2 separate regions of the Homo sapiens genome follow, and region 2 is linked to region 1. A link is an interaction called in ENCODE POLR2A ChIA-PET data of the cell type or tissue named here. Cell type or tissue: MCF 10A. All regions are shown on one strand. Region 1 has its middle 16 kb from the start of ENTPD6. Region 2 has its middle 8.3 kb from the start of APMAP.

Region 1 (5,000 bases):
AGAAATAACACCACACATCTACAGCCATATGATCTTTGACAAACCTGACAAAAACAAGAAATGGGGAAAAGATTCTCTATTTAATAAATGGTGCTGGGAAAACTGGCTAGCCATATGTAGAAAGCTGAAACTGGGTCCCTTCCTTACACCTTATACAAAAAATTAATTCAAGATGGATTAAAGACTTAAATGTTAGACCTAAAACCATAAAAACCCTAGAAGAAAACCTAGGCAATACCATTCAGGACATAGGCATGGGCAAGGACTTCATGACTAAAACACCAAAAGCAATGACAACAAAAGCCAAAATTGACAAATGGGATCTAATTAAACTAAAGAGCTTCTGCACAGCAAAAGAAACTATTATCAGAGTGAACAGGCAACCTACAAAATGGGAGAAAATTTTTGTAATCTACCCATCTGACATATGGCTAATATCCAGAATCTACAAATAACTTAAACAAATTTACAAGAATAAAAACAAACTTATCAAAAAGTGGGCAAAGGATATGAACAGACACTTCTCAAAAGAAGACATTTATGCAACCAACAGACACATGAAAAAATGCTCATCATCACTGGTCATCAGAGAAATGCAAATCAAAACCACAATGAGATAACATCTCACACCTGTTAGAATGGCGATCATTAAAAAGTCAGGAAACAACAGATGCTGGAGAGGATGTGGAGAACTAGGAACACTTACACTGTTGGTAGGAGTGTAAGCTAGTTCAACCATTGTGGAAGACAGTGTGGCAATTCCTCAAGGATCTAGAACTAGAAATACCATTTGACTCAGCGATCCCATTACTGGGTATATACCCAAAGGATTATAAATCATGCTACTATAAAGACACATGCACACTTATGTTTATTGAGGCACTATTCACAATAGCAAAGACTTGGATCTAACCCAAATGTCCATCAATGATAGACTGGATTAAGAAAATGTGGCACATGTACACCATGGAATACTACGCAGCCATAAAAAATGATGAGTTCATGTCCTTTGCAGGCACATGGATGAAGCTGGAAACCATCATTCTGAGCAAACTATTGCAAGCACAGAAAACCAAACACCGCATGTTCTCACTCATAGGTGGGAAGTGAACAATGAGAACACTTGGATACAGGGTGGGGAACATCACACACTGGGACCTGTTGTGGGGAAGGGGGCAGGGAGAGGGATAGCATTAGGAGAAATACCTAATATAAATGACAAGTTAATGGGTGCAGCAAACCAACATGACACATGTATACCTATGTAACAAACCTGCACGTTGTGCACATGTACCCTAGAACTTAACGTATTAAAAAAACTTGCTATATCATAGTTTTATGTATTTTTGAGGTACATGTGATATTTTGATACATATGTACAATGTGTAATGATCAGATCAGGGTAACTAGGATATACATCACCTCAAACATTTAAGGACAGTTTTTGAAGAGAGAGTATGTCACAGTACGAGTTAGGAAGCACCTGTGCCATGGTCGTGTCCCCTTTCTCATAAGTAATTATTCACAGCTTCTTTCCTTCTATTCTGTTTACTCTAGTAACTGGGGTACTTCTTAGTGTGAGTACAAAGGGAGGTGGAGGTCAGGACCAACATGTACATACAGGTATGTCCTCAGTGTCTGCGTCTCAGGTAGCACTTTTCCAAAATGACATTCAAATAATTGTGAGGTTAAAATTCTATAATTTTTTTTTTGTTTCTTGGATTTTAAATCCTACATTTGGCCTACTATGAAGTTCATGACCATAAATGGAACTTGTATGTCCTAGAGATTAGCAAGTTAGTGGTTTCTTTAAGTCAAAAAAATAACCAGTATTTTTTTAGATTGCTAATAAACTTTAAAAAAAGATTAAAAAAGAAACATTTTTAAATTTTTGAATTAATTTCTAAATTTACCTTTTAATCAGTGAATTCTCACTTGATTGAGCTGTGGGCCAGGGAGTGTCATCTCTGATATCCACTCTGTGGAGGTTGTTGACATGAGCTTTGTATCCCTCTTTGTAACTTTTTGCAAGTTTTCCATGGTACTGGAGAAGAATGTGTGTGCTGCACCTGCTGGGTGAATAAAATGTCCCTTATATGCTGCTTGTGAAGTGTCATATTAATTAGGATAAGGCTGAAGTGCCCAAATAAAGAGGCCCAATGCAGGTCTGAAGCCCATGCATGCGATTGCTCCCCACGGCACTGACTCACGGCAGCAGGGCTGGGTGGGTGCCGCTCCACGTGGCCGGCCAGCCTAAGACCCAGGCCGTGGGCTCGGCCACCTTCACCATGCGGTGTCCCGGGCAGTCCTCTGAGCATCTCTGCTCCAGGAGGGTGGGAGCGTGTCTTCCTCACTGTTTTTCCTCCAAACAGTGCCCCCCTCACAGGAAGCATTCAGTAAGTATTTGTTAAGAACACTAATCAATGAATGAAGAAAAGATGGCCCCTTAGTCATCATAGCGTCAACATTTAATAAATGTTTTTTTAAGTTAAAAATTTTTTTCAATTAGCAGGACATTGTATGCCTCAAAATTTAAAAGATACAAAATAACGTCATCACCATCGTCATCACCATGATTTTGGTAGATTTCTCAGCCTGCCAGTTCCCTTTCCTGGAGGCATCTGCTGTTAACAGCTTATTTGTGTTCTCCAGATATACTTCATAAATGCACAAGCATACGTGCATATGTGCAGACTGGTTTCCAAAATGTTTTCCTATCACAATAAAATGTTTCAACTTCAACCTTGTTTATACAATTTCTGAATCCACGTGGAGAATGTATTTGGTGTCATTTGTTGAGAGGACATTAGGCGGCAGTATAGTATCACAAGGAGGAGGCTGGGGCTGTCTACACATTTTTTTTTTGGCCTGGCACCATGGCTCACGCCTGTAATCCCAGAAGTTTGGGAGGTCAAGGAGGAGGTTCACATGAGCCTAGGATTTCAAGACCGGCTGGGCAACATAGCAAGACCTCTAGCTACTGGAGAGGCTGAGGCTGGAGAAGCTGCAATGAGCTGTGATTGCACCACTGCACTCCAAAGGAAGAGAGAGGTGTTGTGTGGCTATTACATATCTTGCCATATATTTCCAAGTTTTTCTATTACAAATGATGACTCAATGCCTTGAGTCATAAGTCATAATGCTTTGAGCCTGAGGCAGGAGGGTGCTGGAGTGTTTATACACTGGGTCCTGTCAGTTATTGTTGAGTGCTATTCCCTCTGCATATCTGACCTGCTGCACACTCAAGTTCTTGAAAGAGCCTTCGGGCCCAGAGATGAGATACAGGCAGTTGGAGCTGACTGGAGTTGGTGCTGGAAAGCTAGGGTCTGAGGGCCACTGGGGGAGGGTCACTGACACCCTAACTCATGGAATCTTAGAGTTTTGGAGCAGAAAGGGAGCTCAGAGCATACTAGTCTACTCCCTCCCTTCTCTCATGGAGCTGGGATGTGTTTCCCTGAGCACTGCATTCCCATCGTGAAGAGGAGGCTCAGACAGGAAAACATTTTGCAGCTCGCATTTTCCTCACAAGTTCTGTCAAAAGTGAGAGACTGTGCCTTGACATAGTGCATTTTTAAGGTAAGTTTGGAAGCCTCTCACTTATGAATTAAATACAGAAAAGTCATTATTATATATATATATATTTTTTTTTTTTCTTTTTTCTTTTTTTTTCTTTTCCCTCAGAGATCGGGTCTTGCTCTGTTGCCCAGGTTGGAGTGTAATGGTGCCATCATGGCTGAATGCCTTGAACATATCTTGTCTTCTCACCTTTTCAGGCAAGCCCACACTCATCTCAAAGAAAATGCATTGAAGGTCACGTTAAACAGGGTCTTTCTGCTCTTACTACTTCTCCGTGTCATTTGTCTTTTTTCCACACACATTCCTTTTCCTCCTCTGCATTCCTGCGGTTGTTCTCATTTCACCAGTTGGCACAGAGCACCCCATCCTGTCCTTATCTGTGGGGAGCCCTCCAGCCACTCCTGCTGGAATGGGCACATTCTACAAAGGCCTGGGTCTGGGCCTCAGGTCCCTTTGCTTCCCTGTGCTTGGCACAGTGACTGGCAAATCCAGATCTCATTCAGTGTTGGATAAACAAACTTGCCTGCCAATATTTTAGACCTCCTAGGTGTTACAAATATGCAATGGCCCCAGGAATCAAGCATCTGTCTGCTGAGCAGTTAAGCAACAAGACTATCTATAATCATAGACTGTGTGGGGCAGACAGCAATTGCTCCAGAGTTTAATAACTACAGTTATTAACTGGGCCTGGCCCTCTCCCTCTGGAGAGTCCGTCTTCTTCCTAGGCTCCTACACTCCCCTACACAGCCACAGTCCCCTCATCAAAACCAGAAATTTAGCACTGACACAACACAGCCATCCAATCGATGCATCCAAAGTTTCACTGACTGTACCAGTCCTGTCTTTCAGAGCAAAAACAAAACAGAACCAAAAATTTCTTTCCTTTTCCCCCATCCTTTCTGCCCCAGGACTGCCTTCTGGATCCCACGCTGCATTTAGTTGTCTACAACGTGGAAGAGTTCCTCGGGTTTTCTGTATATGTCACGGCCTTGCCATTTTTGAAGAGTACGAGCCAGTTACTTTGTAGAATTCCTCTCAGTTTGAGTCTGTTTGATGTTTATTCATGATTAAATTCAGATTATACATTTTCGGTGGTAATGCCACAGAAGTAATGCATCTTGTCAGGAGGCCTGTGATGTCAATATGTCTCCTTGTTGGTGATGTTAACTTTGATCACTTAGTTAAGACAGTGTCTGCCAGGTTTCTTGACTTTGGTAACTGCACTATTTAAATCAATTCCTGAGATAATTATTATTATCTTCATTTTACAGATGAGAAGACTGAGGCACAAAAGACTTGCCAGGGCTGGACACGGTGTCTCATGCCTGTAATTCCAGCACTTTGGGAGGCCGAGGCAAGCAGATCGCCTGAGCTCAGGAGTTTGATACTAGTCTGGACAACACGGTGAAACCCTTTCTCTACCA
Region 2 (5,000 bases), 180 kb after region 1:
TTTCTCTCTATTTTAATTCTACAAGGTAGTATTATTATAGTTGTATGCATCTTATTATTGTTCTATATAGACAATATTAACTTAGATTTACCCATATATTTATCATTTTTTGGTATCTCTTCTATACCTCCAAACTTCCATTTGGAATAATTTACCTTCTGCCTGAAAGGACTTTTGTCATTTCTTTTAATAAAGGTCTGCTGATAAGAAATTCATTCAGTTTTTGTCTACTTGGAAGTATTTATTTCATGATCACTCTTAAAGGATATTTTGACTGGGTGTATAACTCTAGCCTGTTAATTATTTTTTTCAGCACTACAACGATCTCATTTCCATTGGTATCTGTTTTCCCATGTTTCTGTTGAGTAGTTGGCTGTCAAACTAACAAATGGTCATTTAAAGTTAATCTACCACTTTTCCTTTGGCTGCTCTTGATATTTCTCCTTGTCTTTGGTTTTTGCAGTTTTATTTTTTGTTGACTTTTTTTTTTTAATCTTGCTTGGGTTCTGCAGGACTTCTTAGATCTGTATTGATGTCTGTATCATTTTGGAAATATCTCAACCATTATCTCTTTAAATATCATTTTTGCCTATTCTCTCTTCTTTTGTTGAGGACCCCAACTTCCCATATGATGAAATTTCTCACAATTCTAATTTCTGTATCTCTTGCTGCCTTAGCCTGGGTTGCCTGGAAAGCAGAGCCTGATATAAAGGCTTGCATGCAGGTACATTACTTACGGATGTGATTCTAGGAACAAATGTGAGGAATGAGGGGTATGGAACAGGGAAGGAGCAAGAACCAATACAAGTATTTGACTGAGTCAGCTGGTGTGACAGACAACTCGGGCTGCATCTCAGGACTCAGGAGGAATCTTATAAAATATGTCCCTGAACTCACTCATTCACAAAGAGCTGTTAGAAATACAGCTTGGCACAAAGCTGGAGGCATCACGCTACCTGACTTCAAACTATACTACAAGGCTACAGTAACCAAAACAGCATAGTACTGGTACCAAAACAGAGATATAGACCAATGGAACAGAACAGAGCCCTCAGAAATAATACCACACATCTACAATTATCTGATCTTTGACAAACCTGGCAAAAACAAGAAATGGGGAAAGGAGTCCCTATTTAATAAATGGTGCTGGGAAAACTGGCTAGCCATATGTAGAAAGCTGAAACTGGATCCCTTCCTTACACCTTATACAAAAATTAATTCAAGATGGATTAAAGACTTAAATGTTAGACCTAAAACCATAATAACCCTAGAAGAAAACCCAGGCAATACCATTCAGCCCATAGGCATGTGCAAAGACTTCATGACTAAAACACCAAAAGCAATGGCAACAAAAGCCAAAATTGACAAATGGGATCTAATTAAACTAAAGAGCTTCTGCACAGCAAAAGAAACTACCATCAGAATGAACAGGCAACCTACAGAATGGGAGAAAATTTTTACAATCTACCCATCTGACAAAGGGCTAATATCCAGAATCTACAAAGAATTTAAACAAATTTACAAGAAAAAAATCAAACAACCCCAACAACAAGTGGGTGAAGGATATGAACAGACACTTCTCAAAAGAAGATATTTATGCAGCCAACAGACGCGTGAACAAATGCTTATCATCACTGGTCATCAGAGAAATGCAAATCAAAACCACAATGAGATATCAACTCACACCAGTTAGAATGGCGATCATTAAAAAGTCAGGAAAAAACAGATGCTGGAGAGGATGTGGAGAAATAGGAACACTTTTACACTGTTGGTTGGACTGTAAACTAGTTCAACCATTGTGGAAGTCAGTGTGGTGATTCCTCAAGGATCTAGAACTAGAAATACTATTTGACCCAGACATCTGATTACTGGGCATATACCCAAAGGATTATAAATAATGCTGCTATAAAGACCCATGCACACGTATGTTTATTGTGGCACTATTCACAATAGCAAAGACTTGGAACCAACCCAAATGTCCATCAATGATAGACTCGATTAAGAAAATGTGGCACATATACACCTTGGAATACTATGCAGCCATAAAAAAGGATGAGTTCATGTCCTTTGTAGGGACATGCATGAAACTGGAAACCATCATTCTGAGCAAACTATCGCAAGGACAGAAAACCAAAGACCGCATGTTCTCACTCATAGGTGGGAATTGAACAATGAGAACACTTGGACACAGGGTGGGGAACATCACACACTGGGGCTTGTTGTGGGGTGGGGGGAGGGATAGCATTAGGAGATATACCTAATGTAAACGACAAGTTAAGGGGTACAGCACACCAACATGGCACATGTATACATATGTAACAAACCTGCACATTGTGCACATGTACCCTAGAACTTAAAGTATAATAAAAAAAAAAAAGAAGAAAAGGAAAAAAAAGAAATATGGCTTGGCATCTCAACTTTCTCCTGTGGAGGCTGCATACACACCCAGGGGAAAAATGGCTACAAGGCCAGGTGCGGTGGCTCATACCTGTAATTCCAGCACTTTGGGAGGCCAAGGCAGGAGGACTGGTTGAGCTCAGGAGTTCGAGACCAGCCTGGGCAACATAGACCTCTACTAAACATCTCTACTAAAATTAAAAAAAAAATTAGCTGGGCATGGTGGCACATGCCTGCAGTCCCAGCTACTCAGAGGGCTGAGGCAGAAGGATCATCTGAACCTGGGAGGCTGAGGCTGCAGTGAGCCCTGATTGTGCCACTGCACTCCAGCCTGGGCAACAGAGCAAGACCTTGTGTAAAAAAACAAAAGTGGTTACACACCAGGCTCATCATCCTGGGTCTCTGTTGTTCCCAGATCCTGGTCCAGCAATTCCACACCAGTTTCAGGCTCTCCGATTTCTTCAAGCAAATGCTTTAAATATTTTGTTCATTGTTGTCCCCTTTGGGAGTGTGAGTCTATCTAATTAGTCATCATCTAAATGGAAAATATTGCATAATGTTCCACTGATGTTTAGCAGCATCTCTGGCCTTCCCCCCACAGATGCCAGTAGCATCCTACCTAGTCATGATCATAAAAATTGTTGCCAGACATTGACAAATGTCCCCTGGTGGACAAAATGGCCCTTGGTTGGGAAGCACTGGGTTAGACCAACCGGAACCCACCTCTAACCCTGGCACTCACTTCCATTAGAACACTGGCCCACGTGGAGGACGTTTATCTCAACAAAAACAGGTTCTGCCAGCATGTCAGAAGAGGCACATGATGCTGGCAGGCAGCCCACAGTGTGCCTCACAGCTCAAACCAGAAGCAAACCCTACTTCTAGTCCAGTGCTTTTTCCCAGTCCCATGCTGTTTCAACTCCTTCCACTCTCAGGAGGCTGGGGTCTTCAAATCTGTAAATTCTAACAACTCCCCAGGTGTTTTGCACAGTCAGCCAGGCCCTGGTCCAGTCAACCAGTGTTTGGAGATCACTGACTAAGCCTAAGTTTTATTTCAACTTAAGATAGGGACCTGGATAGAGAGAACTTTCAAGCTAGGCAACAGGTGTTTTTGTTTTTGTTTTATTTTTTAGACTTTTGGGGAGGGGATGGAATATAACAAACTTATACAGAAAAGTGTACAAGTGTACAAACTTACATAGAAAAGTGTACATAAATATGCAGCTAAACAAGCTGATATAAAACAAAACCCAGGTAACCCCCTCCAAGGTCATGATACAAAACATCAGCATTTCAGATGCCACCCCCACCCATTCCTGATCATAATCTGTGTCCCATGGCTAAATCACAGCCTTGCAGAGTCCCAGCCCAGCAGAGGAGAGGGGTGTTTCGTCAGCGTCTCACCTGCATCCCTGCAGCCCCTCCCAGCCCAGAGCTGCCTCTCAGGTGTCTTCTGCAGGCGGGCAGTCCCTCAGGTCCCCAGTACAAATTGGTGGTGGCAGTGATTCTCCAAGGTCTCCAGTCTCAGAGACACTGGACTCAGGTTCCCCAAATTGGAATGCTCTACGTATTTCTCTATTTCCTATTTGCTTTTAAAGTGCTAATCTGTTGCAAATTTAGTTTTTAAAAGTATTTTAAAACTCCCAATGCACAAGCAGTACCCCAGACCAGTGATACCAGAATTTCTGGGGTGTCACGTAGGCATCTTTCCAGATGATTCCAACATGCAGCCAAAGTTGAGAGCCACTGTCTTAAAGTTCAGCCCCTCTGGGGTGACACTATAAAGCACAGCCACAATTCATGATGCCCGGTTGAAGCCTTTGCCTCTGCTGCCTGGCATACGCAGCTCCTTTTCCCTTCCATGGAATGCCTCTGAGTCCAGTTGCTGCCATTGTGAAGGTACCCACACTCTCATTATGGAGCCCAACACTGTCATGGCCTCCTGGCATAGGGCACTCGGAGGAAGGAAACTGGAGAAGCAGGACCTGAGCCATGGGAAGGGAAGGAGAAGGTGTTCATCTCCTTAGGGTTGCCTCTCTGGTGTGTGCATGTAAACAAAGAGTGGAGCGAGAAACTTGGCCCCTGAGAAAACGCAAATGCTTTAAGTCAGTTACTGAGTTCAGGAGACCTTCCTCCTGTGAGTTCATAAATGATTTGCTTCCCTATAAAGACTTAGGAGCTCTGTGACACTTACTGAAGTGAAAGCGAGAGTGTTCAGAGCTTGCGTCTGCAGTCACATACTGATAAACACGGCGAATAACACCAATCCAAATCCCCAGTGCCTATAGCAGTGCCCAGCATGTGAAAGTGCCCAGTGGTATCTGTAGAATGAAGAGTGAACAGACGTCACACTGACCTAGCTGATGTGTGGGAAGAACAGAGCTTTGGCCTGGTGGAGAAAGGCAGGGAATGGAGGCGCTGGCTCAGGCTCTGGAGTTCTGCAGTGGAGGGAGGGGAATAAACTGCTATGAAGGCACAGGGCAGACCTATGAAGAAGGCAAGAACTATGTGGGACACGAAAATCCTCCTGCCTGCTGCCTTGGCTCACAAGCATCAGAGTGAGGAAATGAGGGTGTCCTCACCCACCCTGCTCTCTGGAGGGC

The links. Peaks named below come from ENCODE experiments on the same cell type or tissue, not always from the same donor. Only the 100,000 strongest peaks of a DNase experiment are listed, where the experiment ranks them.
Region 2: POLR2A ChIA-PET joins it to region 1 with 24 read pairs; 4 of 35 experiments call an interaction of 5 or more read pairs at or near these places.

The regions. Positions count from the first base shown.
Region 1 is chr20:25,177,167-25,182,166 of GRCh38, reverse strand. No RefSeq gene overlaps it. Among named protein-coding and RNA genes, the nearest start is that of ENTPD6, 16 kb to the left of the region's middle. In MCF 10A, a CTCF peak has its summit at 2,852; DNase peaks (open chromatin) are centred at 3,036 and 3,986.
Region 2 is chr20:24,998,579-25,003,578 of GRCh38, reverse strand. No RefSeq gene overlaps it. Among named protein-coding and RNA genes, the nearest start is that of APMAP, 8.3 kb to the right of the region's middle. In MCF 10A, no CTCF peak of the experiment used is centred here; a DNase peak (open chromatin) is centred at 3,048.